Regions from separate parts of the Homo sapiens genome. Here regions 1, 2, 3 and 4 are each linked to region 5. A link is a contact called in ENCODE Hi-C or POLR2A ChIA-PET data. All regions are on one chromosome and are shown on one strand. The core of a region is the stretch at or near the end of the contact, and the rest is flanking DNA. Distances in the headings are between cores, read along the strand shown. Region 1 holds the start of ZNF600 (zinc finger protein 600). Region 2 holds the start of ZNF28 (zinc finger protein 28). Region 3 holds the start of ZNF320 (zinc finger protein 320). Region 4 holds the start of ZNF888 (zinc finger protein 888). Region 5 holds the start of ZNF665 (zinc finger protein 665).

Region 1 (5,356 bases), core at 1,048-3,547, 410 kb before region 5:
CCACCCTGGGAAAAGGGAAGAGACTGACTCACAACTGAATAACTGGGATTCCAAGTAGAAGCTAACCTCTGATACCAAAATTTATAGAATGTACATGTCTCATAGACAGGAGTTTTAAAATTCTAAATCTCATCTGTATAATTTAAACAAGGTATTAGATGATATACACAGAAGTCAACATGTCACAACTAATCATATCCAATGAACTCACCCACTTATCTGTACCCAAAGTCCCCCACCCTTTTTTTCTTTTGAGACAGGGTCTTGCTCTTTTGACCAGGCTGGAGTACAGTGGCATGATCTCTGCTCACAGCAGCCTGGAGCTCCTGGGCTCAAGTGATCCTCCTGCTTCGGCCTAGAGAAGCTGAAACTGCAGGTGCACACTATCACACCCGGTTAAATTTTTTTTTTCCTTTTTTGACAGAGATGGGGGGAGCCTCACTATTTTGCCCAGGCTGGTCTTGAACTCCTAGACTCAAGCAATCCCTTTGCCTCAGTCTCCTAAAGTGCTGAGATTACAGGCATGAGCCACTGCGCCCAGCCCCTCTTTCTTCATTACTGTGCTTCCCTCCCTAATTCTGTGCATATCTCTCATTCTCCCCTTCTCTCTCTAGCTCTTGTTTTCTTTTCTTTTTCCCTGGGATTGTGCTCCTCATTTTGTACCCCTCTCCTCTCCTGCTGTTTATCCCCTTCTTCCCTCTATTACTTCTCTTCCACCTCTTCTGCTCCATTCTCACAGCTTATTTAACCTCTTTTTTTTTTTTCCTTTTTGAGATGGAGTTTCACTCTTGTTGTGCAGGCTGGAGTGCACCGGTGCGATCTTGGCTCTCACCGCAACCTCTGCCTCCCAGGTTCAAAGGTTTCTCCTGCCTCAGCCTCCCTAGTAGCTGGGATTACAGGCATGTGCAACCGCTCCCAGCTAATTTTATATTTTTAATAGAGACGGGGTTTCTCCCTGTTGATCAGGCTGGTCTCGAACTCCGGACCTCAGGTGATCCACCCGCCTCAGCCTCCCAAAATGCTGGGATTACAGGCATGACCCACAGCGCCCGGTCCTTATTTAACCTCTTGTTGTTCTTTCTCCCCAATCTTTCAATCTTCCTCAATGTCTATATATTACAGCCTCTTCTCTTATCTCTCCGTCTCCTCTGCTCTCCCTATTAAATTCTCTCTTCCCTGTTATACCCCTCTGTCCCCACTCTCCAGCACCTCAGATCCCCAGGTGTCCTCCCTGCTGTGGTTCTCCATCTGTTCTTGCCACCAGCACCACTCTGCTCTGTCTGCCCTGGCTCCAAATCCCTCCTCCTCTCCCTCACTCTGGTGAGCCTCCCTCTTTGCTGCCCCTCTCCCTACCTTGCTGTCCTTCATCTTTCTGTACATCTAGCTTTTCTCTACATTTCTCCAGTTGCTTTTCTCCTCCTGCTTTCTTAGTTTTTTTTCTTTCACTTTTGCTGTCTCTTGGCAAATTCCTAACCCATCCTCTACTTTGCCATCTGTTATGGGCCTTTCTCATTCTTCTTTTCTCTGTCTCTGGTTTTCTACTGCTCTCTCAGTCCCTCTCTCTATCTCCTGATCCCTTTGGCCCAGGCGGGTTTGGAGTAATCACAGGCGGGTTTGGAGTAAGACGCCTGCATCCCGTAGAAGCGCATTTTCCAGGGGGTGGAGCTGGACAGGAAAGAACACCTGGTATCATAGGACAAGCCCCTGCGACCCACCCCAACCCTGGCTCAGGGGAAGCGAAGACTTGGGGAGCAGCAGGGCCCGGCACCAGGAGGGACGTGGTGGGCGACGGCACCCTAAGACAAAGGTGGGACCTGCAGGATCCCAGGACCAGGCAGAGGACGCAGCCTCCCCGGGGCTGGGGCCGGGGCGCCGCGCTCCAGGTGCCAACTGGGGCGAGGCTGGGAGGCGCCCAGGGCTGGAATCCACCTCGCGGGTGAGGACTTTAAAAAGCACGGGGCGGGAATAGTCAGAAAAATGTTTTGAGCAGGAAAAATACGCGATAGGAAGTGTATACATTGCCCTATAGCAGAAAGACCGGGGACGGGACCAGCCTCCGAGCGACTTCAAACCCAAAAGCAAGCAACTTCCAGACTCTTACCGGGACGTCTCAATTTGCTCTGGGTGAAGGGAAGACAGGCGAGAATTTCCAGGTCCGTGGGGATCCCACGTCCCAGGGGCAGAAGCGCCGGGGACCTGGGAAGTGCAGACTTAATCCAAGGCAGAGCAAAACTCACGCGCCGTGGTAGGACCTTCACTCCACGCGATCCGCTTCCGGGTTTGTGCGCGCCCAGGACTGAAGCCAGGCCGGGGCAGGTTGGCTGGACCTGGGCGGGGTAGAGGCGGGGCCCCAGGCGGAGAGACCTTGCCCTTTAGAACCGGCAGAGGGAGGGCCCGGGGCGGGACCTGTGCTTCTCAGCCTCGCACTCAGCGCCTCTGTTTTTCGAGTTTTTGGAGGCGACAGCGGCCAGGAAGGCTGAGGCATGATTCAAAAGCCCTGGAATTATCTGGAACGGGAATGCAAACTAGAATGTGAAATGCAAAGCCCTGCCAGGGCGGAACATACGATTTCATGCTGATGGCCCACAGAACAGAACAGAAATCCTCTCCCTTTCTATTCTCCATTCACTCAGGAGGGAGGGTCCACCCCGTGCTCAGCTTCAAAGTGTTCCCTAGGGCCTCCGCCTGGGATGCGGGACGGAGAGCTCAGGCCAGGGAGGAGTGAGGTCACCACCTGCTGCCTAAACACAGCAGGGATGCGGGCACGAGGCGGAAGCCTGAGGTCCCAGCTACTCAGGAAGCAGCGGCGGGAGAATCCCTGAACCTGGGGGTCCAGGCCATCCTGGGCGACAAAGTAACACCCCCTAACTGCAGGGTCCTCTTCCTGATCTCTCTCTCGCTCTTTTACTTTTTTTTTTTTTTTTTTTTTTTGAGACGGAGTCTCGCTGTGTCGCCCAGGCTGGAGTGCAGTGGCACGATTTTGGCTCACTGCAAGCTCCGCCTCCCGGGTTCACGCCCTTCTCCTGCCTCAGCCTTTCGAGTAACTGGAACTACAGGAGCCCGCCTAACCCAAACAAAAACAAGACCGGGCGCGCTGGCTCACACCTGTAATCTCAGCACTTTGGGAGGCTGAGGCGGGCAGATCATGAGGTCAGGAGATCGAGACCATCCTGGCTAACACAGTGAAACCCCATCTCTACTAAAAAATACAAAAAAATTAGCCAAGCGTGGTGGTGGGTGCCTGTAATCCCAGCTACTAGGGAGGCTGAGACAGGAGAATGGAGTGAACCCGGGAGGCGGAGCGTGCAGTGAGCCAAGATCGTGCCACTGCACTCCAGCCTGGGCGACAGAGCGAGGCTACGTCTCAAAAAAAAAAAAGAAAAAGAAAAAGAAAAAGAAATATCTCCCCTAGTTTGTCTCCTTTTCCAGAATTTACCAGATACCAGTACACAGATACCAGTGCATACATTAATGTATGACTTTCATACATAGATTCTCTGATCTGATCCACAAAGAGCTAAATGTGCATCCAGATGTGGCCCCTGAACAATCCCTGCTGCCCAATATCACTGACACCTTGGGGTCCACACCCCATCTCCATCCATCTCTGGTGTGAGCCCTTCCCAGGACCATGCCCAGTGCAGCCTCTTCCCAAGCTCATGTCACTAGGTTATAGAAGATGGAATTTAAGTGAAGATGACAAGGACTGAGAAAAGGCATGGGTTAGTGTGAGCAAACGTGTGAGGCAGGATGCTTCAGACTCACAGAAGACTGGCTACTACAATACCTGGCATTTCAGAAAGGAAAGAGACAGAAGAATCCACCGAGGAATATTACTCCACCTGAGGAAGAGCCATCCCTGGCTCCTTTTCTTTGCTCCTCTTGGTGTCTTCCTCACGTAACATGAGTCTTTGGAAAATCAATCCTGTATGTAAAAAAAAATACGAGATTTAATTTTTAGAAATCACTCCCTCCTTTCCTGTGACAAAACACACACACAGGGGAGACCTCACCAGGGATAAAGATGGTTCTCTGCTGCCCACTGCACCAGAGATTATGTGGAGATAAGAAGGTGCCACAGGAAGACCTACAAGGGCAATTTTGACCTGTTTTGAGGTCTTGCTCCCTCCTGCAAAAGTCCACACACACGCTGCAGCAGGACACAGATCTTCAGGGCACAGATCTGGCCCTAACCAAACCCCATGCAGAGCACAGCCCCCTCACCTCCCTGTGGATCACAGGCTGATCTCAGCTCTCAACATGGAGGAAACTGCCTTGATGTTCAATGCTGGAGACAGATGAGAATCACCTGCACCATTGTAGGTATTATTGAGGGTGGGTCCCATACTGTGATAATAGCAATCTCTGATAAAACAGCATAGAAGCTATATTTGCAAAATGCCTGAAAACCCTAATGTGAAGCCAAGTTTGAGCTCCACTCAGGGCACCAGCCCCGCAGAGCCCCACCTTCTGGCTCTGCTCTCCGCTTGGGGACTTGTTCCCACCAGGATCCAGTGAACAGCGAAGGAGCAAAAAGGATCACACAGAACAGGCAACATGGGCCAGAGATGGGGGTGAAGGTGGGGCTGTCATGTCAAATGGGGGACTGTGGGAGAACACAAAAGTTTTCATAGAAAAAGTGATGTCAGAACAAAGACTTAGGGAAGAAAGGCTGCTTGTCACTTGCAGCTGAGTGGCCAGAGAGTCCTAGGCAGAGGGACAGCCCAGGTGAAGGCCCTGAGAAAGGAGCAACCTGAGTCCCAGAAAAAGAAAAGAAGCCTGCATGGTTACAGTAGAGGTAGGGAGGAGGACAGAGGCAGGAGTTGATGTCACAGAGCTCCTGGGACTCAGATATCTAGGGATGAGGTCTTGAAACATTTTTCTCTCACATCTCAACTCAAAAGAATTTTGGAAATGTATTTTCTCACTCATTTTATGTATACATGTAACTTTCTCTTCTATACTTTGTCTCTGTGTCTCTTTCTTTTCAAAGTGTCTCGTTCCACCTGACGAGAAATGCCCACAGGTGTGGAGGGGCAACCCACCTCTTCACCAATGCAATCCATCCTGGGCAATGGAGCGAGACTCTATCACAAAAAAGTACAGAGTCCAGCCAGGGAGGCTGTCTCACACCTGGAATGCCAGCAATTTGGGAGGCCAACATGGGAGGATCCCTTGAGGCCAGGAGATCAAGGCTATGGTGAGGTATGATTGCAGCACTGTACTCCAGCCTGGACAACAAAATTAAAAAAAATATGAAAAATACGGCCGTACACTTTAATGAGCATTCGTGTGAAGAGACCACCAAACAGCCTTTGTTTGAGCAACATGGCTGTTTATTTCACCTGGGTGCAGG
Region 2 (5,285 bases), core at 1-2,500, 370 kb before region 5:
CTGGGATTACAGGCGTGAGCCACCGCGCCCGGCCCTTATTTAACCTCTTGTTGGTCCTTCTCCCCAATCTTTAGATCGTCCTCAATCTCCATAGATTTCCACCTCTTCTCCCCTCTCTGCTCTCCCTGTTAAATTCTCTCTTCTCTGTTATAACCCCCTGGACCCAGTCTGGCACCCCAGATCCCCAGGTGTCCTCCCCGCTGTGCTTCTCCCTCTGTTCTCCTTGCCACCAGCACCACTCTGCTCTGTCTGACCCGGCTCCACATCCCTCCTCCTCTCCCTCACTCTGATGAGCCTCCACATTTCTGCCCCTCTCCCTACCTTGCTGTCTGTCCTTCATCTCTCTGTACATCTAGCTTTTCTCTACATTTCTCCAGTTGCTTTTCTCCTCCTGCTTTCTTATCTTTTATCACTTTTGCTGTCTCTTGGCAAATCCCTCACCATCCTCTACTTTGCCATCTGTTATGGGTCTTTCTCATTCTTCTTTTCTCTGTCTCAGGTTTTCTACTGCTCTCTTAGTCCCTCTCTCTGTCTCCTGATCCCTTTGGCCCACACGATCACACGAGGGTTTGGAGTAAGACACCTGCATCTCGGAGAAGCGCATTTTCCCAGAGCTGGAGCTGGGCGGGCAAGAACACCCCGCGTCACAGGACAAGCCCCAGGCACCTCTCCAACGCGGGCTCAGGGGAAGCGGTGACTGCGGAGGGGAGATCTGGGGAGCAGCAGGGCCCAGCAAGAGGAGGAGGGAGGTGGGGAGCGACGACGCCTTCGGACAAGGGTGGGATCCGCAGGATCCCAGGACCACAGAACGCAGCCTTCCCGGGACTGGGGTCGCCGCGCTGTGCTCCAGGAACCCAGGAGGATGAGGCTGGGAGGCGCACAGGGTGGGAATACACCTCTAGGGTGAGGACTTTAAAAAGAGCCGTGCGGAAGGAGTCAAAAAAAGGTTTTGAGCAGGAAAACTACGAGATAGGAAGTGTATACATTGCCCTGTAGCAGAAAGACCCGGGACGGGACCAGCCTCAGGGCGACTTTAAACCTAAAAAGAAGGGGCTTCCGGACTCCCAGTAGAACATCTCCATTTGCTCTGAGTGAACGAAGAAAGGGGAGAACTTCCAGGTCTAGGGGGACCCCACATCCCATGTACAGAAGTGCCGGGGACCTGGGAAGCTCAGACTTAACACCACACAGAGCAAAACTCACCGCCCGCCGCGGCGTCACCGTCATTCCACGGGATCCGCTTCCTGGTCTGCGCGAATCTGCGCGCGCAGGACAGAAACCAGGCCTGGGTGGAGCCAACGAGGAGGCGAGCGGGGCCCGGGTGAGGTGTGGGCGGGGCGCGAAGCGGCGAGACCTTGCCCTTTAGAACCCGCAGAGGGCGGGGCCGGAGCGGGACCTGTGAGTCTCAGCCTCCTCCCAGGCCATGTTCTCAGGCTTTTGAACCCGGGAGATACAGCTTGCATTGGGCCGAGATCGAGCCACTGCACACCAGCCTGGGCAACAGAGCCAGACTCCGTCTCTAAAAAAAAATAAAAAAATAAAAAAATAATAAAAAAAAAATTTGCTTGTGCGAGACAGGGATACAACATTACTCTTTTCCGTGTGGATATCCAGTTAGTTGTCCCAGCACATTTGTAAAAGAGATCTATTACTTTCTCCTTTTTATTTACATTTTTTTCTTTTCTTTTTCCCTTTTTTTTTTTTTTTTTTTTGAGGCTATTTCTCTGTCGCCCTGGCTGGAGTGCAGTGGCGAGATCTTGACTCACTGCAGCCTCTGCCTCCTGGGTTGAAGCGATTCTTCTGCCTCAGCCTCCGGAGTAGCTGGCACTACAGGCACACCCACCATGCCCGGTTAATTTTTGTATTTTGTGTAGAGACAGGATTTCGCCATGTTGGACAGGCTGGTCTCGAACTCCTGACTTCAAGTGATCCGACTGCCTTGGCCTCCCCAAGTGCTGGGATTACAGGCCTGAGCCACTGTGCCTGGCCCAGGAAATACTCTTTACTTTGCTTTTTAAATGTTGAGAAAATACAACTGAAAACTAAAAAATCTTCCCCGAAATGAGAAATCATCTTCATGACAAAACAGGAAGAAATAAGAACTATTCTATTAATGAATAAGCCTTAGACCAGAATGTGTTGGGAAATAGAGGCAAACAGCTAAGAGGTTGAAAAGAGAGAAAGAAACTTCATTGTTCTATGCAACCCGTTAAGTACATGTTTTCAAGATAAACACTAATCAGTCCTCAGGGAAGATTAGTTGACAACAGCCTTGGTCGCACATAGTTCATCCTGGCTGTACTTGGTAATGGAGGTGACTATCTGTGTCAGCTAGTTAGCTTCATGCAGAGAGAGGGGAATTACTTTAACCCACGTCTTTTTGACAAGTGTGAGTTTTACAACATGGAGGCAGGTGCCGTCTCTAGTGAGGCTGCTACAGTCCGACAGAAACTGACGTCAGCAGTAAATAATAAAATTTAGAATACATAATTAACTATAGAGTTTATTGGAACACAAAGCTTGAGGATAGCCACCTGGAAACGTCAACTCCAAATGAAGGGGGCCCGTGTTCCCAAGTAGAGACGTTAAGGTTTCACACACAGGGAAAGACAGAGAAGCTTTACCAGAATCACATTTTCCATTCAAGGCCAGTGCATAGGCTGCAGCAAATTGATTGGTTATGGATTGATACACTTCAAGGAAGGTTACTTTATCACTCCATAAGAAGGGACAATGATGCCAACAGGTTAGTCTTCCTAATTATTTACAGGTAAACTTTTTTTAAAATTTATATTAGGAAACTAAATTTTATTGCACTTTTTGTTTTGTTTTGTTTTGGTTTGGTTTTTGGTACGGAGTCTTGCTCTGTTGCCCAGGCTGGAGTGCAGTGGTGCAATCTTGGCTCACTGTGACCTCCATCTCCCGGGTTCAAGCAGCTCTCCTGCCTCAGCCTCCTGAGTAGCTGGGATTACAGGCACACGCCACCATGCCTGGCTAATGCTTTTGTATTTTCAGTAGACACGGGGTTTCACCATGTTGGCCAGGCTGGTTTCTAATTCCTGACCTCAAGTGATCCACCCACCTTAGCCTCCCAAAGTGCTGAGACTACAGGCGTGCGCCACCGCACCTGGCCAGTAAAACTCTTAGAAGTTGCGCCTGCACACCACTGGACTCAGGTTGCATGACCACGTTCCTCTCAAAGCTCAGAATTATTTAAATGTCCGTAGCTTTAAATTTGAAATATTTGATGTTTGAATTATTTAACTTCCTACTGAGATATAGGTACTATCGCCCTTGTAGTTTGCCTTACAAGGATCGTTCCCAAGACCTTCAGAAATACATCCTTGGGTCATTAAACTGAAAAAAGGCTTAGTTACTTTCTAAAAAATACCACTTCAGGCCAGGCGCGGTGGTTCAAGCCTGTAATCCCAGCGTTTTGGAAGGCCGAGGAGGACAGATGGCCTGAGGTCGGAAGTTGGAGACCGGCCTGACCAATATGGAGAAACCCCATCTCTCCTATAAATACAAAAATTAGCCTGGCCTGTTGGCATGTGCCTCTATTCCCAGCTACTCGGGAGGCTGAGGGAGGTGAATCGCTTGAGCCCAGGAGACACGGAGGTTGTGGTGAGCCAAGATCACGCCATTGCACTCCAGCCCAGGCAACAACAGTGAAACTCCGTCTCAAAAACAAAAAATAAATAATAATAATAATAATAATAATAAATATGGCCGGCGCAGTGGCTCATGCCTGAGTGAGACTCCGTCTCAAAACAAAATAAAACAAAACAAAACAAAAAACAAAAAAAACACATTACCAGTTCCACAGTAGGGTGTCCTCAAAAACAAAGGAAATGCCTCCTCTTTAAGTTTTTCTTACATAGGCATCCAGGTAAATACAAAGATATGTCTACCTGCCGGTTGGCTGACAGTCTAACACAACTTATTACTTTGTTGATTTAAAGCTATCCATGACTGGTCGCGGTGGCTCATGCCTGCAATCCCGGCACTTTGGGTGGCCGAGGTGGGCAGATCACCTGAGGTCAGGACTGTGAAACCAGCCTGGCCAACAGGGTAAAACCCCATCTCTACTAAAGATACAAAAATTAGCGAGGTGTGGTGGTGCGCGCCTGTAGTCCCAGATACTCAAGAGGATGAGACAGAAGAATCAATTGAACCTGGGAGGCAGAGGTTGCAGTGAGCTGAGATTGTGCCACTGCACTCCAGCCTGGGTGACATAGAGAGACTCCATCTCAAAAAAAAGAAATAACTAACTTTAAAGACGAAAATAAAGAAAAATCTGGAGAGGTCTCAGGAATCTCTAGCCAGTCTGATTGGAGAGTGTTCTTCCTCACTGAAGTCAGACACCAAAAACCGTGAAAGCTGGCTGATTTCTGAACTGCTGAAGTTCCAACAGAACATAACCAGATATACAAAGAGATAACGTGGATGATCCCAAGAAATTATACACAAATTTATAAAACAGAGACTTAGAAATAACGGGACTAAAAATTCAAAATAAGCCTGGGCAACATGTTGAAACCATGTTTCTACCAAAAATACAAAAATTAGCTGGACACGGTGGTGCACACCTGTAGTTCCAGCTACTTGGGAGGCTGAGATGGGAGGATTGCTTGAGCCTGAAATGCAGAGGCTGCAGGGCACATGGTGCTCTCTCATGTTCTCAGAGAGGGCGCTTTTACACCTGGGGGTAGGGATGGAATCTTCCCAGATCTAAGAAATGAGGAAATGCCACGTCCTAGAAGAAGCAATCAGTTTCTCAATAGCCCCTCCTGCAGGAACCCTCCAGATACATGTAGCGAAGTCAGCACACTCACAGGCAGCCAGTGTGGCATTCTTGGTAACAGTGACAAACTGGGAAGGACTCACGTGTCTTCATTCAGAAAATGCTCCAAGGAGAATGAAAAACAGTAAGCTATCTTGCTTCCTACCTTGAAAACATGGAATATTTTAAGACTTGCAGGATAAAATACCACAACAAAACATTTATCATGTTGAGCTCAGTGGCTCACGCATGTAATCCCAGTACTTGGGAGGCCGAGGAGGGAGGATCACTTGAGGCCAGGAGTCTAAGACCAGCCTGGCCAATATGGAGAAACTCCATCTCTACTAAAAATATAACAATTAGCCAAGCATGATGGCACATACCTGTAACACAGCTACTCAGTTGGCTGAGGCTAGAGAATCATTTGAACCCATGAAGCAGAGGTTGCAATGTGCTAGTAAGTTCCAGCCTGTTGACAGGGTGAGACACCGGTCTCACAAAA
Region 3 (5,603 bases), core at 1,769-4,268, 300 kb before region 5:
TAATCCTAGCACTTTGGGAGGCCGAGGCAGGTGGATCACGAGCTCAGGAGATTGAGACCATCCTGGTCCACATGGTAAAACCCGGTTTCTACTAAAAATACAAAAATTAGCCTGGCATGGTGGTGTGTGCCTGTAATCCCAGCTACTCGGGAGGCTGAGACAGGAAAATCATTGGAACCCGGGAGGCAGAGGTTGCAGTGAGCCAAGATCACACCACTGCACTCCAGCCTGGGTGACAGAGTGAGACTCCTTCTCAAACAAAACAAAACAAAACAAAAACCAAAACAACAACAACAACAAAAAACACTGAAAGAGAGGCAATGGTAGTCATAAGCTGTAAGCAAATGTTTTCTTCATGAACACATGGGCTCTGCTGGAACAAGGTTCCAAAACAATCCAGCCCATCGTTCAACATCTGCAAGGAATATTATGAACCAGAGGAACTTGAGGGAGACATTTACTTAGAAGCTCACAGCTCACCATTTTATCAGATGACATAAGGAAAGAAAATAGAATAGGCTACTTGAACCAAATTTTGATGTTAGCGTAAAGAAGAAAGGTCCTGGGGCCGGGCGTGGTGGCTCACACCTTAAATCCCAGCACTTTGGGAGGCCGAGGTGGGTGGATCACCTGAGGTTGGGAGTTTGAGACCAGCCTGACAAACATGGAGAAACCCCATCTCCACTAGAAATACAAAATTAGCTTGGCGCAGTGGCACATGCCTGTAATCCCGGCTACTGGGGAGGCTGAGGCAGGAGATCACTTGAACCCAGGAGGCGGAGGTTGTGGTGAGCCAAGATCGCGCCATTGCACTCCAGCCTGGGCAATAAGAGCAAAACTCCATCTCAAAACAAACAAACAAAATAGGTCCTTGATATCTTTATAAAGTACACATTGAAACAACCTAAAATTGGCCAGGCACGGTGGCTCACACCTGTAATCCCAGCACTTTCTGAGGCTGAGGTGGGCGGATCACCTGAGGTCAGGAGTTCAAGACCAGCCTGGCCAACATGGTGAAACCCCGTCTCCATTAGAAATACAAAAATTAGCCAGGCGTGGTGGCAGGCGCCTGTAATCCCAGCTACTTGGGGGCTGAGGCAGGAGAAGAGCTTGAACCCAAAAGACGGAGGTTGCAGTGAGCCGAGATCGTGCCATCACACTCCAGCCTGGGGGTAGAAGGGAGACTTTGTCTCAAAAAAAAGTAAGAAAGAAAAAAAGAAACAACCTAAAATCATTTATCAGGTACTAGTAAATGCTTCCAATATATGATACAGACTAGAAAGCATGCAGTCTTCTATGTAAACTGAACACAACAAATTTCATAGAGAAACTTTTAAAATGGTTAAAAATATATACATCTAAAAATGTATATATCTAATAAAATGTAGGGTCAAAGAAGAAAATTTTGAACTCATATCATAGTTGGAAAACAATGATGTGAGCTCATAAGATTCTACCAAAGCTTATTTGAAAAGTAGTTATCTTACTTTTTTCAGACGGAGTCTCGCTCTGTCACCCCAGGCTGGAGTGCAGTGGCATGATCTCAGCTCACTGCAACCTCCCCCTCCCTGTCCAAGGGATTCTGCTGCCTCAGCCTCCTGAGTAGCTGGGATTACAGGCGCCCGACATCACACCTGGCTAATTTCTGTATTTTATTCGACACGAGATTTCGCCATGTTGACTAGGCTGGTCTCGAACTCCTGACCTCAGGTGATCTGCCCGCCTTGGCCTCCCAAAGTGCTGGGATTACAGGCATGAGCCATTGCACACGGCCTTTATTTTTATTTATTTATTTTTTAATTAAGAAACAAGGCGGGCATGGTGGCTCATGCCTGTAATTCCAGCATTTTGGGAGGGCGATACAGCTGGATCGCTTGAGCCCTGGAGTTGGAGACCAGCCTGAGCAACAAGGCAAAAGCCCGTCTCTACCAAGTACACAAAAATTAGCGCGGTGTGGTGGCGCGCGGCTGTGGTCCCAGCTACTCTGCAGGCTGAGGTGACAGGATCGCTTGAGCATAGGATGTTGATGATGCAGTGAGCTGTGATCCTGTCACCGCTCTCCCGCCTGGGCAACAGAGTGAGACCCCATCTCCAATAAAAAAGAATAAAAAAGAAATACCTGGGTCCTGGGTCTGGGGGCAGCGAATCTAAGGCCAATTAAGGCAAACTTTCTAAAACTAGACAAAAAGGAAAAACCCCATCTCCCCATCCGGAGTAACAAAGGATCAAAGGCCGCTGTCCCTACCGCCCTCCTCCTTCCACCACGTCTCAGAAAGGGAAAGAGCCCAGGAGTGGCCATGGCCAAGCACCGGCCACACCTTCATCTGCATAGGGCACCCATCTGCTCCGGCCTCGGGCCAATTCACCTCAGCATTTCGTTGGCCAAGGGCCAAAAATCCTTCATCCAGATAAGGGGTAGCCCATAGGGACCTCAAAATAAATACTTTAACCCCCTAAAACTTTCTAAACGGGTCCCCGGAGACGCTGGCTCGGGCCCACTCCCCTCTGTGGAGTGCTTTCTTGATTGCATATATTCGTTTTCCAGGAGTTGGAACTAGGTAGCAACACCGCACAAGGAGGGAGGTGGGGAGCGACGGAGCCTTCGGACAGGGGTGGCGTCTGCAGGATCTTAGGACCAGGCAGAGGACGCGGCCTCCCGGGAACCGGGGTTGAGGCGCGGCGCTCCTGAAGCCGCCGAGAGCGACGGTGGGAGGCGCCTAGGGCTGGAATCCAGCTCGCGGGTGAGGACTTGAAACAGCGCGAGGCGGGAGGACAGGTCAGGAAGGGTTTTGAGAAGGAAAATTCCGCGATAGGAGGTGTCTGCACGACCCCACTGCAGAAAGACCGAGGACGGGACCTGCCTCAGGGCCACTTTAAACTCGAAGGGACTCACGGACTCTCACCCGGACGTCTCAATTTGCTCTGGGTTGAGAAAGAGGGGCCGCAATTTCCAGGTCTGTGGGGACTCAACGTCCCCGGTATAGCAGCACCACAGGACTGGGAAGCACACATAAAACAGAGCGAAACTCACGCGCTGTGGTGTGACCTTCAGTCCCTGCCATCCGCTTCCGGGTCTATGCCAATCAGCGCAGGACAGAGGCCAGGCCTGGGCGGGACCCCCGAGAAGGTAGGCGGGGCCTGGACTAGGCCGGGATGAGACGCGAAGAGGTGGGCGGGGCCTGAACAAGGCCGGGGCGGGGTTGAGAAACAAGGGGCCTGGCTGGGAGAAGAGTCCTGGGCTATGAGGGGTCGGCGGGGGCGAGAAGCGGGTGGGTCCTGAGCTTTCCTCCATCTCGCTCTCTGCGCCTTTTTTCCAGGTTTTGGAGGCGAAAGCCGCCAGTGAGGCTGGAGCAGCTCAGCAGTCATTGAAATAGTACCTCCCTGAGAAGTCAACGTGAGGCGGTCATTGGACCCAGGAAAGTTCCTTGCTATTGAAATTAATTTTAGCAATTTATGTCCAAAATCTGGAAGTTGTCAAGGGAAGGAATGCAAACTAGAATGCGAAATACAAAGCTCTGCCTCAGCGAAACCTCCAATTTCCTGCTGACGGCCCACAGAACAGAATAGCAAATCCTCTCCCTTTCTATTTTCCATTCACTGGGGTGGGAGAATCCACCCTGTGCTCAGCTCCAGAGACTTCCTCAGGGCCACCGCCTGGGGTGCGGAGCGGAGGCCTCAGGCCAGGGAGGAGTGAGGTCACCACCTCCTGCTTAAACACAGCAGGGATGTGGGCGAGGTGGCGAGTCTGGGGTCCCGGCTACTCAGGAAGCAGGAGCCGCAAGACCGCTGAGCCCGGAGGTCCAGGCCAGCGTGGGCGACAAAGTAAGACCCTCTACCCCAGAGCTCCTTCCTCCGCCTCAATAAGAAAAAAAGGGATTTTTAAAAAAAGCATTGACATTGTAACAGTGTGTAGCAGGGCTAGCGGCAGACAAAACTTCTCAGACACTGAGTTGTAGAAGGAAGGGCTTTATTCAGCTGGGAGCGTCAGCAATCTACTGCCTTGAAATCCGAGCTCCCTGAATGCACAATTTCTGTCCTTTTTAAGGGTTCACAACACTAAAGATTTCACATGAAAGGGTCGTGATTGATTTGAGCGAGCAGGCGGTACGTGACAGGGGATGCATGCACCGGTGGTCAGAGAGAAACAGAACAGAGCGGGGAGTTTTACAATGTTCTTCTATACAATGTCTGGAATCTATGAATAACATTGGGTTCTAAGCCATAAGTTGATTTTTAACTACTGGGTTTAGGCCAGGCAGGCCCAGGCCTGGTTTCGGGCCTGGCCCCGGGGCTGCCTGTCTTTGGTTTTACTTTCTTGTTGTTTTTTCTTAAAACAGGTACTGAGTATAAAACAATATGAGAGGGTCTCTGTCTTCCTTTATTTCTTCTTTTTGAGAGTCTCACTTTTTATTAGTGGGAGTTCTTACTCTTGTTTTTGCTACTTATGTCTTTTTGTGTAATAGATTGATAGTGATTCATATAGTACACTTGTGCTGAATCATTTTGGTGAACTAAGGTAGCGATGAAGCTTTTTATCATTTGAAGAGGTACAGGTAGCAAACAAGAGAGCAGTAAGCAGCTTTTTATTACTATTATAACTCTTATTATAAGAGTTTTAAATCCTCCTATTGCTGGGAACTAATTTTTAAACATGGCTCCTGGATTGAGTCCGTGCCACACCTGTACGGGTACATGTGTCAGTTTTGTTATATTTTTAACTATGTCTTCAACTACTTTCCTCTGATGATCTATGTGTAGACAACAATTAGTAAGGTTAAATTTTCTACAAACTTTTCCTTCAGCTGCTAGCAAGTAGTCGAGAGCTAGTCTATTTTGATAGATAGCATTTCTTTTTCTTTTTTTGGTGATGGAGTCTCGCTCTGTCACCCAGGCTGGAGTGCAGTGGTGCAGTCTCAGCTCACTGCAAGCTCCACCTCCCGGGTTCACGCCATTCTCCTGCCTCAGCCTCCCTAGTAGCTGGGACTACAGGTGCTGCCACCGCACCCGGCTAATTTTTTGTATTTTTAGTAGAGACGGGGTTTCACTGTGTTAGCCAGGATGGTCTTGATCTCCTGACTTTGTGATCTGCCCGCCTCAGTCTCCCAAAGTGCTGGGATTACAGGCGTGAGCCACCGCGCCCGGTGATAGATAGCATTTCTTATCAGAGTCTCTTGCCGGGCAAGAACAGTCAAGGCTTGACCGGTTTTATTAGTAATAATTTTTAAAACAGCTTGCAACTGTATGATTCGGTTGAGCATGTAGATGGGGGTTCGATAACCTCATGAGCTGTCTTGTGTCTAAGTGGCAGGCTTACAGTATTATATAATTCTTTAGGAGGTCATTTATCATCTTTCTAATTACCTATGGCTATGCTTCGTTTTTCACAGGAAGCATAGACTGGGAAGCCTAGAAGTTCACCTGTATTTATGGGCAGTAAGAGGAAAGATGGCTTACTGGTGCCAATTACACAGCTACCTGTCCACTGATCAGGCAGCTTAGCATGAGCTCTGTCTATGTATCTGGTATAACCTGGTGGGGGCCGTCTAGTCCTGGTGGAATTCCGGGTGGGCCTCAACAGTCTGCAACTTTGGAAATTTACTGAA
Region 4 (5,599 bases), core at 1,352-3,851, 270 kb before region 5:
AAAACCAAGCTGCGCCCCGACCACCTTGGGCATGTGTTCCTGGGACCCCCTGAGGCTGTGTCACAGGTCAGGGTCACTCATGTTTGGCTCAGAATAAATCTCTTCAAATATTAAAAAAAAAAAAAAAAAAAAAAAAAAAAAATCTTCATTTCTGATGTGGTTGATGCAGAGATAATAAACCTGAGTAACGTGATAGAGACTGATGGGCAGAGGGAACTTCAGATGGCAGTGGGAGGACATGGGAGATATCTCTGAGCCTAGATCTGAAGGAGGAGAAAGGGACAGGGCTGTCACCATTTAGGGACATAGGATAAGAGCAGGACAATGACCTGAGACAGGAAGTATTTTGATATCTGGGAAAAGAGAAAAGCAAATGTGACTGGGGCAGAGGGATTCATGAGATGGGGGCAAGCTCCCAGGAGGAGGCTGGACACTGGCAGGGGCCCTGGACACAGGGCTGTGGAGCCACAGTGAGGAGATGGGCTTTTGTCCTGGGGAACACAGGAAGCCAGTGGAGGGTTCCCTGCCAGGGAATGACATGACTTACTTTAGATTTAGCTGTGATGTCCTCACAGTGAAAACATTTTCACCGAGTTACCCTGAGAAGGTCTGAGATGAGTAAGAAGATGTGCCTGAATTCTTACATGGGGGCCTGGAAGGGCTAATGGGAAGGGTTGGTCTTTATCACCCCATCCTTGAAAATTAGAGAAGCATCTTTCACATACCTGGGCTAAAGAAACTTCTTTTGCAAGGTTCTGATGCCATTAATTCCTAACATTTAATTTTTCCTTACAAGAAAATTACAGTAACATTTACAAAATGCAAAAGTGTAAACACACAGCTATTGACCTTGAAAATAGGGAGGCCGAGGTAGGTGGATCACCTGAGTTCAGCAATTGTAGACCAGCCTGACCTACATGGAGGAACCCCGTTTCTACTGAAAATACAAAAATTATCCAGGCATGGTGGCGAATGGCTGTAATCCCAGCTACTCAGCAAGGCTGAGGCAGGAGAATCACTTGAACCAGGGAGGTGGCGATTGCAGTGAGCCAAGATCGTGCCATTGCACTTCAGCCTGGGCAACAAGAGCAAAACTGCATCTCATAAAAGAAAAGAAAGAAAGAAAGAAAGAAAAGAAAACAGGGAAAGAGAGTCAGCTGTTGAACTAAGACAGAAGTAACTTTTTTCATTCAAGAATACATAGGTGGCCAGGTGTGATGGCTCACACCTGTATTCCCAGCACTTTGGGAGGTCGAGGCAGGTGGATCACCTGAAGTCAGGAGTTTGAGACCAGCCTGGCCAACATGGTGAAATCCTGTCTCTACTAAAAATACAAAAATTAGCTGGACTCCATCCACAGCTTATTTAACCTCTTGTTGCTCCTTTTCCCCAATCTTTAGATTGTTCTCAATGTCCATAGATTTCCACCTCTTCTCCCATCTCTCCTGAGCTCTCCCTGTTAAATTCTCTCTTCCCCGTTATACCCCCCTGGCCCCACTCTCTGGCACCCCAGATTTCCCAGGTGTCCTCCCTGCTGTGGTTCTCCCTCTGTTCTCCTTGCCACCAGCACCACTCTGCTCTGTCTGCCCTGGCTCCAAATCCCTCCTCCTCTCCCTCATTCTCATGAGCCTTTCTGTTTGCTGCCCCTCTCCCTACCTTGCTGTCTGTCCTTCATCTCTCTGTACATCCAGCTTTTCTCTACATTTCTCCAGTTGCTTTTCTCCTCCTGCTTTGTTATCTTTTGTTTTTTCACTTTTGCTGTCTCTTGGCAAATCCCTGACCATCCCCTACTTTGCCATCTGTTATGGGTCTTTCTCCTTCTTCTTTTATCTGTCTCAGGTTTTCTACTGCTCTCTGATTCCCTCTCTCTGTCTCCTGATCCCTTTGGCCCACACAATCACAGGAGGGTTTGGAGTAAGACGCCTGCATCCCAGAGAAGCGCATTTTCCAGGGGCTGGAGCTGGGCAGGCAAGAACACCCCGTGTCACAGGACAGGCCCCGGGTACCTCCCCAACGCGGGCTCAGGGAAAGCGGTGACTGCGGAGGGGAGACTTGGGGAGCAACAGGGCCCGGCATGAGGAGGGAGGTGGGGGGGAGATGACGCCTTCGGACAAGGGTGGGGTCCGCAGGATCCCACCACCGGGCAGAGAACGCGGCCTCCCTGGGACTGTGGTGTCAGCGCTGGGCTCCAGGGGCCGACGAGGGTGAGGCTGGGAAGCGCCAGAGCAGGGATCCACCTCTCGGGTGAGGACTTTAAAAAGCGCGGGGTGGGAGGAGTCAACAAACGGTTGTGAACGGGAAAACTACGCGATACAAACTGTATACATTGCCCTATAGCAAAAAGACCGAGGACAGGGCAGCCTCAGGGCGACTTTAAACCCAAAAGGAAGTGACTTCCGGACTCCTAGGGGAATGTCTCCATTTGCTCTTGTTGAAGGAAGAAGGGCGAGAATTTCCAGGTCTGTGGAGACCCCACATCCCAGGTACAGAATTGCCGGGGACCTGGAGGCACAGCCTCAATACAACACAGAGCAAAACTCACCGCCGCAGTGTGACTTCCAGTCCACGCGATCCGCTTCCTGGTCCGGGCGAATCTACAAGCACAGGACAGAAGCCAGGCCTCCGTGGAGCCAACGAGGTGGGCGGGGCCTGGGCGAGGTAGGGGCGGGGCCTGGGCGAGGTAGGGGCGGGGCGCCAGGCGGAGAGACCTGCCCTGTAGAACCGGCAGACGCGGGGCGGGGGCGGATCTGTGCTTCTCTCAGCCGCGTACCTAGCCGCTGTTTTTCGGGTTTTGGTGAGGGAAGAGACAGACCCTCTCATATTGTTTTATATTGTTTTATACTCAGTACCTGTTTTAAGAAAAAAAACAACAAGGAAGTAAAACCGAAGACAGGCAGCCCTGCGCCACGCCCAAAACCAGGCCTGGGCCTGCCTGGCCTAAACCCAATAGTTAAAAATCAACTCATAACTTAGAAACCAATGTTTTTCATAGATTCCAGACATTGTATAGAAGAACATTATGAAACTCCCTGCCCTGTTCTGTTTCTCTCTACCAGTGCACGAAACCCCTGTGTATATATCTGGGACTGTAGTCCCTGTTACGTATCCCCTAGATTGCTCAATCACGACCCTTTTATGTGAAATCTTTAGTGTTGTGAGCCCTTAAAAGGGACAGAAATTGTGCACCCGGGGAGCTCGGATTTTAAGGCAGCTTGCCGATGCTCCCAGCTGAATAAAGCCCTTCCTTCTACAACTCGGTGTCTGAGAGGTTTTGTCTGTGGCTCGTCCTGCTACACCGGAGGCAAGAGTGGCCAGGAAGGCTGAGGCATGATTCAAAAGCCCTGGAATTGTCTGGAACAGGGATGCAAACTAGAACGTGAAATGCAAAGCCCTGCCTAGGCAGAAAGTACGATCTCATGCTGATGGTACACAGAACAGAATAGAAATCTCTCCCTTTCTATTCTCCATTTGCTTCGGAGGGAGAGTCCACCCTGTGCTCAGCTTCAGAGACTTCCCTAGGGCCACCGCCTGGGATGCCGGAGGGAGTGTTCAGGCCAGGGAGGAGTGAGGTCACCACCTGCTACTTAAACACAGCAGAAATGTGGAAGTGGGGGCGGGAGCCTGAGGTCCAGCTACTCAGGAAGCAGTGGCGGGAGGATCATTGAGCCCGGAGGTCCAAGCCAGCCTGAGTGACAAAGTAACACCCCCTGCCGCAGGGATCCCTTCCTCATCTCTTTTTTTTTTAATTTTTAAAATAAAATTTTCATTGTGTGAGATAGGGATCCAACTTTATTCTTTTCCATGTGGATATCCAGTTAGTTGTCCCAGCACAATTGTGGATGACATCTATTAGTTTCTTTTTTTTATTTACTTTTTTTTCTTTTTCTTTTTTTTTTTTGAGACAGAGTATTTCTCTGTCACCCAGGCTGGAGTGCATTGGCAAGATCTCGGCTCACTGCAGCCTCTGCCTTCTGGGTTGAAGCAATTCTTCTGACTCAGCCTGCATAGTAGCTGGTATTACAGGCACGTGCCATCATGCCCGGCTAATTTTTGTTCTTTTGGTAGAGACAGGGTTTCACCATGTTGGCCAGGCTGGTCTCAAACTCCTGACTTCAAGTGATCCGCCTGCCTCGGCCTTCCGAAGTGCTGGGATTACAGGCGTGAGTCACCGTGCCGGGCCCAAGAAATACTCTTTACTTCACTTTTTAAATGTTGAGAAAATACAATTGAAAACTAAAAAATCTTCCCCAGATGAAAAATCATCTTCACTATGATAACAGAGAAGGAAATAACAACCATTTTATTAATAAAGAGCCTTAGACCTGAATGTAATGGGAAATAGAGGCAAACAGTTGAGAGGTTGAAAACAGAGAGAGAAACTTCACTGTTCTATACAACCCATTAAGTACATGTTTTCTTTTGTCTTTTTTCTTTCTTTTTTTTGGAGACAAGAGTCTCACTCTGTTGCCCAGGCTAGAGTGCAGTGGCAAGATCTCAGCTTACTGCAGCCTCCACCTCCTGGGTTCAAGCAATTCTCCTGTCTCATCCTCCTGAATAGCTGGAACTACAGGCGTCTGCTACCATGCTGGGCTAATTTTTGTATTTTTAGTAGAGACGGAGTTTGACCTTTTTGGTCAGGCTGGTCTCAAACTCCTGACCTCAGGTGATCCACCTACCTCAGCCTCCCAAAGTGCTGGGATTACAGGCGTGAGCCACCGCGCCCAGCCTAAGTACATGTTTTCAAGATAAACACTAATCAGTCCTCAGGGAAGAGGACTTGACAATACCCTTGGTCACACATAGTTCATCCTGGCTCTACTTGGTAATGGAGGTGACCATTTGTGTCAGCTAATTAGCTTCATCCTGAGGAAGGGGGGAAAACGCTAACCCATGTCTTTTTGACAAGTGTGAGTTTTACAACATGGCGACAGGTGCCATCTCTAGTGAGGCTCCTACAATCCGACAGAAACCGACATCAGCAGTAAATAATAAAATTTAGAATACATGATTAAGTATAGAGTTTATGTGAACACAAAACTTGAGGATAGCCACCTGGAAACATCAACTCCAAATGAAGGGGGTCTGTGTTCCCAAGTAGAGATGTTAAGGTTTCACACACAGGGAAAGACAGAGAAGCTTTACCAGAATCAACACATTTTCCATTCAAGACCAGTGGATAAGTTGCAGCAACTTGACTGGTGATGGATTGATACAGTTCAAGAAAGGTTACTTTATCACTACATAAGAAGGGACAATCGGCCAGGTGCGGTGGCTCACGCCTGTAATCCCAGCACTTTGGGAGGTGAGGCGGGCAGATCACAAGGTCAGGAGATCGAGACCATCCTGGCTAACACAGTGAAACCCATCTCTACTAAAAATACAAAAAATTAGCCGCGTGTGGTCATGGGCGTCTGTAGTACCAGCTACTTGGGAGGCTGAGGCAGGAGAATGGGGTGAACCCAGGAGGCGGAGCTTGCAGTGAGCTGAGATTGCACCCCTGCACTCCAGCCTGGGTGACAGAGAGAGACTCCGTCTCAAAAAAAAAAAAAAAGAAAAAAGAGGGACAATGATGTCAAGAGGTCTTGTCTCTGGGGCTGCT
Region 5 (5,202 bases), core at 1,718-4,217:
GTCACCAAAATGTGTGCAGTTTTTCCCACAATGACCAGTTCTGCAGTGCACTCCCAGTGGTGGGTCCTACAATTTCACTCCACTCTGACACTGTCAGTTCTCCCAGGTGAAGATCTCAGTGTGCTACATGCTACTAGTAGCTGTTGGCTACACTCTCACCAGATAAATACCGTGATTCTCTTAACCCCTTCCTTGGATTCAATTAACTTGCTAAAACCATTCATCTGTATGCTTCGTAGTATCCTTTATAACAATTAGGTAGGCCGGGTGCGGTAGCTCATGCCTGTAATCCCGGCACTTTGGGAGGCCAAGGTGGGTGGATTACCTGAGATCAGGAGTTCAAGACCAGCCTGGCCAACATGGTGAACCCCCTTCTCTACTAAAAACACAAAAATTATCTGGGTGTGGTGGCGGACGCCTGTAATCCCAGCTACTTGGGAGGCTGAGGCAGGAGAATTGCTTGAGCCCAGGAAGCGGAGGTTGCAGTGAGCCAAGATCGTGCCATTGCACTCCAGCCTGGGTGACAGAGCAAGACTCCGTCTCAAAAACAGACCGGCAAACAAAAAACAATTGGGTAAACCAAGGAAAATGTTTCCCTGAGTTCTATGAGCTGCTCTGGCAAATTAATAGCACCTCAGGAAGGGATGAGGAGAATCCCAAATTTATACTCAATGGATCCGAAGCTCCGAATCTGGGACTTGGGGCTGGTATCTGAAGAGGGAACCCTCAACTAGTGGGATCTAATGCTAACTCTGGGTAGACAGTGTCCGAATTGAATTAAATTATTGGACAGTCAGGTAGTGTTTGTTCAAGAACTGCGTGTTGGTGAGGAGAAATCCCCACCCCACACGTTTTGGTGATGAGAGGCGATGCATTCTTTGTTGAGCGTTCATTACTTGATTATGAGAGTGGGAAAAACACTTTGGTTTTTCCTCCTCACTCATACACTTGCCTACACATTACCCCATCCTAGGAAAAGGAAAGAGGGTGACCCATAACTGAATGAGTCAAGTCACTGCTCTCTTAGAACAGAGATTGCAAATAGAAGCTAACCTCTGATGCCAGGAATTATAAAATGCACATGTCTTATAGACAAAACTTTTGTGATTCTCACCAGCATCTCCATAACAGAAACAAAATATATACATATAAAATTTGTTAGATTATTAGGGGCTGGGCACAGTGGCTCATGCCTGTAATCCCAGCATTTTGGGACGCTGAGGTGGGTAGATCACCTGAGGTCAGGAGTTCGAGACCAGCCTGGTCAACATAGTGAAACCCCGTCTCTACTAAAAATACAAAAGTTAGCCAGGTGTGGTGGTGCATGCCTGTAATCCCAGCTACTCGGGAGGCTGAGGCAAGAGAATCGCTTGAACCCAGGAGGCGGAGTTACAGTGAGTCGAGATCGTGCCATTGCACGCCAGTCTGGGAAATAGAGTGAGATTCTGTCTTAAGAAAAAAAAAATTTGTTAGATTATGGATACAGAAATCAATATATCACGATGTAATTATCCATATCCAATGAAACCACCATGCATCTGGGCCATAGTCCCCCTCTTTCTTCCTTCCTGTGTGTTTCCCTCCCTCATTCTGTACATCTCTCTCATTCTCTTCTTCTCTCTCCTTGTTTCTTTTCTGTGTTTCAGCCTGGGTCTCTGCTCCTCATTTTGAGCCCCTCTCTTCTCCTGCTGTTTCTCCTTCCCTCTATCCTTCTCTTCCACTTGTTCTGTTCCATTCTTGCAACTTGTTTCACCTCTTATTCCTCTTTCACCCGTCTTTTGGTTGTCCCCAATCTCCATCTATTTCTGCCTCTTTCTTCCCTTATCTCTGCTCTCCCTGTTAAATCCCCTCTTCCCTGTTTCACTTCCTTGTCCCCACTCTTTGGCACCCCCAGATCCCAGGTCTCCCCCTGCTGTGGTTCTCCCTCTGCTCTCCTTGTCACCAGCTGCCCCTTCTTGCTGTCCCAGCACCACGCTGCTCTGTCTATCCTGGCTCCAAATACCCCCTCCTCTCCCTAACTCTCCGTCTGAGGAGCTGCCCCTCTCCCTACCTTGCTGTCCTTCATCTCTCTAGACAGCGAGCTTTTCTCTACATTTCTCCAGTTGTTTCTCCATCCTGTTACTTTCTCAGCGACTTCTTTCACCCTTACTGTCTCTTTGTAAATCCTGACCCATCCTCTACTTTGCCATGTTTACTGGTTTCCCTCATTCTTTCCTCTGTCTCCGTTTTTCTACTTTTCTCTCAGCCCCCCTCTCTGTCTCCTGATCCCCTTGGCCCACACATTCACAGGGAGGGTTTGGAGTAAGACACCTGGATCCTGGAGGAGCACATTTTCCAGCGGGTGGAGCTGGGCAGGCAAGAACACCGGGTATCACAGGACAAGGCCCGGGCACCTCCCCAACGCGGGCTCAGGGGAAACGGTGACTGCGAAGGGGAGGCCTAGGGAGCAGCAGGGCCCGGCACGAGGAGGAGGGAGGTGGGGGGCGACGGCGCCTTAGGAGAGGGGTGGGGTATGCAGGATCCCAGGACCAGGCAGAGGCGCGGCCTCCCCGGGACTGGGGCTGCGGCGCTAACGCTCCAGTAGCTGACTAGGGCGAGGTTAGGGGACGGTAAAATCCTGCACCCACTTCGCAGATGAGGACTTCACAGGGCGCAGGTCAGTAAAGGGTTTTAAGCAGGAAACGGCGCAGGAAAGGAGGTGTCTGCATGGTCTGAAGGCCGAAAGACCGCGGGCAGGACCAGCCTGTGTGATTTTAACCCAAAGCGATGCGACCCCCAGAGTCTCGCGGCAAAGTCTGAATTTACATGGAATGGAGGGAGCCGTGCGGGGACTTTAAGGGCTATACGAACCCCCGGACATCGGGTACGGAGGAGCAGGGGACTCCGAAACGCAGGTTTAATCTAGATAGAGGGAAACTCACGCGGCGACTAACAGCCTTCACTCCAAGAGATCTGCTTCCGGGTTTGCAAGAAACTGCCCGCGCAGTAGGCAAAGGGGCGGGTTGCGGTGGGGAAAGGCCAGGCGTTGGGAGGGACTGAGAGCATAGGGTGGGCGGGGCCGGGGCGGGGCCTGAACCCTGGAGGCGGAGGTTGCAATGAGCCGATATCGCGCCATTGCACTCCAGCCTGGGTGACAGAGTGAGACTTCGTCTCTCCCAAAAAAAAAAAAAAACAAAACTTAGGCTATCTAAAAGTTTAACCAATGGCCAGTAATATAAGCAATCATGCATATGTAATGAAGGCGCCATAACAACCCAAAAGGAGAGGATTCAGCGGAGCTTCTGGATAGGTGAACACTGGGAGGCTCCTGCAGCGTGGTGCACCCAGGGAGGGCACCAAGGCTCAACGCCCCTTCTCCCATGCCTCACCTCACTGATCCCTTCCATCTGGCTGTTCTTCTGTCAACTTTGTAATATCCTTTATAATACGTAAATCTATGTAAAGTGTTTCCCTGTATTTTGTGAGCCACTCTAGCAAATTCGTTGAACCTGAGGAGGGGGTCAAGGGACTCCTGGATTTATATCTGATCTGTAAGCACAAGTCACAACCTCTGCTTGAGACTGGCATTGAAATGTGTGCACTATTGTGGGACTGAGCCCTCAACGTGTGGGATCTGATGCCATGTCCCGGCAAAATGGAACGGAATGAGAGAACACGCACCTGGTGTCTGTGGCAGGATTGCTTGCTTGGTGTGTGTGGGAAAACCCAGTACCTCTGGGCTAACTGTAGCATTCTGTGTTGTGAGAGAACAGTAGAAGAAACTGAATCAGTGTTTCCTATATTCTTAAATACGAATATGTGAGGTTTGTTGTTGTTTTTTTTTTTTTTTTTTTTTTTTTAGACAAGAGTCTTGCTCTTGTCGCCCAGGCTGGAATGCAATGGCATGATCTCGGCTCACTGAGCCACCGCCCCAGCGTGAAGGCATTTTTGAGCAAGTTATGTCTCCCTAATTCTGTTTTATTGTACTTTTCCCTAAGTAGTTATAATAGCCTCTAAATCTGTGTGGAGTTTTCAGTTTTGTGGACAATACAATAAATAGACAAATAAAAACCCAAACACAAGCTGATCTCTATAGAAGTGTTAGATATTATTTTCAACACACTAAGTGATACTCCGTATCTAGATAAGCTAAAGCACGAATGATGTCTTCTGAGGTGACAAGGTCCACAGTGGCTTTACAGAAACACTGGCCAGAAGTAAAAACTGTGATGATAATGGCAATAGCAATGACTGACTTTTCTGAACACTATGTGCAAGGCATTATTCGGAATACTTTACCTGTATTAACTCAAATAACAACATAATAGCCCATGAGAAAAAGATCTTTTCCTATCTTACTAGGAAACAACTGTGTCGGCCGGGCGCTGTGGCTCACGCCTGTAATCCCAGCACTTTGGGAGGCCGAGCTGGGCGGATCACGAGGTCAGGACCGGATCACGAGCCGGGCGGATCACGATGGTCACCAGGAGACCATCCTGGCTAACACGGTGAAACCCCGTCTCTAATGATAATACAAAAAAATTAGCCGGGCGTGGTGGCGGGCGCCTGTAGTCCCAGCTACTCTACTCGGGAGGCTGAGGCAGGAGAATGGCGTGAACCCGGGAGGCGGAGCTTGCAGTGAGCCGAGATGGCGCCCCTGCACTCCAGCCTGGGCGAGAGCAAGACTCCGTCTCAAAAAAAAGAAAAAGAAAGAAACTGTCACAGATACGCTAAGAAACTGGCCTAAGGTCCAAGAGCTAGAAATGACAGAGCAAGCCCCGAACCCAGGCATCTAAGAATTACAGTTAGGCTGAGAGCAGTGGCTCACACCTGTAATCCCAGCACTTTGAGAGCCTGAGGCAGGAGGGGTGCTTGAGCCCAGGAGTTCAAGACCAGCCTGGGCAATATAGTGAAACCCCATCTCAACAAAATAAAGACAAAACAAAAACAAAAAACCCCTCAACAATTACAATTAAACCTAAAGAATCAGTTAAGTAACAGAAGTACCATCAAAAGTGACAGGATGCCAGGTCAGGGAAACCATTGAGAACAAAGGCAAGCAACATAAACGAGAGTCTGCAGTAACGCAGGCAGACACTAGGTGGAGAACCAGACCACAGCTTACCATGAAAACACAGGGACTGCAGAATTGCAGACTGTCAACAGGAGCTCTCCTGAAGAAAAACTGGCAAACCTTCTCAGGTAACTACAAGCAAAAGCCCA

The links. A loop is a pair of places that touch in the nucleus more often than their neighbours do. ChIA-PET counts read pairs that join two places held with the same protein, here RNA polymerase II (POLR2A). Pooled maps may share reads with other maps.
Region 1: a pooled map shows a loop between it and region 5 (15-fold over the local background). The contact joins the promoter of ZNF600 here to the promoter of ZNF665 in region 5. A Hi-C loop is called at or near these places in 2 of 37 single-sample maps with no recorded cell type and 9 of 50 pooled maps. POLR2A ChIA-PET finds 5 or more read pairs at or near these places in 1 of 52 experiments (activated T-cell).
Region 2: a pooled map shows a loop between it and region 5 (7-fold over the local background). The contact joins the promoter of ZNF28 here to the promoter of ZNF665 in region 5. A Hi-C loop is called at or near these places in 6 of 50 pooled maps. POLR2A ChIA-PET finds 5 or more read pairs at or near these places in 3 of 52 experiments (activated naive CD4-positive, alpha-beta T cell, activated naive CD8-positive, alpha-beta T cell and naive thymus-derived CD4-positive, alpha-beta T cell).
Region 3: a map of B cell shows a loop between it and region 5 (4-fold over the local background). The contact joins the promoter of ZNF320 here to the promoter of ZNF665 in region 5. A Hi-C loop is called at or near these places in 1 of 168 maps with a recorded cell type or tissue (B cell) and 11 of 50 pooled maps.
Region 4: a loop to region 5 is called in a map of PC-9, with 2.8 times the contacts of the local background. The contact joins the promoter of ZNF888 here to the promoter of ZNF665 in region 5. A Hi-C loop is called at or near these places in 2 of 168 maps with a recorded cell type or tissue (CD14-positive monocyte and PC-9) and 9 of 50 pooled maps.

What each region holds. Positions count from the first base shown.
Region 1 is chr19:52,784,494-52,789,849 of GRCh38, forward strand. It overlaps ZNF600 (zinc finger protein 600), which reads right to left and starts at 2,298. Exons shown (of 6, transcript NM_001321866.4): 1 at 2,102-2,298. RefSeq lists enhancers at 1,258-2,116, 2,117-2,974, 5,277-5,356 and a silencer at 2,307-2,456.
Region 2 is chr19:52,820,383-52,825,667 of GRCh38, forward strand. ZNF28 (zinc finger protein 28) reads right to left here and starts at 1,251. Exons shown (of 4, transcript NM_006969.5): 1 at 1,204-1,251. It also overlaps a transcript of ZNF600 not described here. RefSeq lists an enhancer at 1,196-1,697.
Region 3 is chr19:52,894,617-52,900,219 of GRCh38, forward strand. ZNF320 (zinc finger protein 320) reads right to left here and starts at 3,019. Exons shown (of 6, transcript NM_001351774.2): 1 at 2,904-3,019. RefSeq lists enhancers at 2,554-2,753, 2,954-3,033.
Region 4 is chr19:52,920,827-52,926,425 of GRCh38, forward strand. ZNF888 (zinc finger protein 888) reads right to left here and starts at 2,602. Exons shown (of 5, transcript NM_001393938.1): 1 at 2,543-2,602. It overlaps ZNF888-AS1 (ZNF888 antisense RNA 1), which reads left to right and starts at 2,523. Exons shown (of 2, transcript NR_186336.1): 1 at 2,523-2,638; 2 at 2,847-3,253. RefSeq lists enhancers at 1,530-2,263, 2,264-2,995, 2,485-2,534, 2,815-2,984 and a silencer at 2,675-2,724.
Region 5 is chr19:53,190,391-53,195,592 of GRCh38, forward strand. ZNF665 (zinc finger protein 665) reads right to left here and starts at 2,968. Exons shown (of 4, transcript NM_024733.5): 1 at 2,922-2,968. RefSeq lists an enhancer at 2,784-2,933.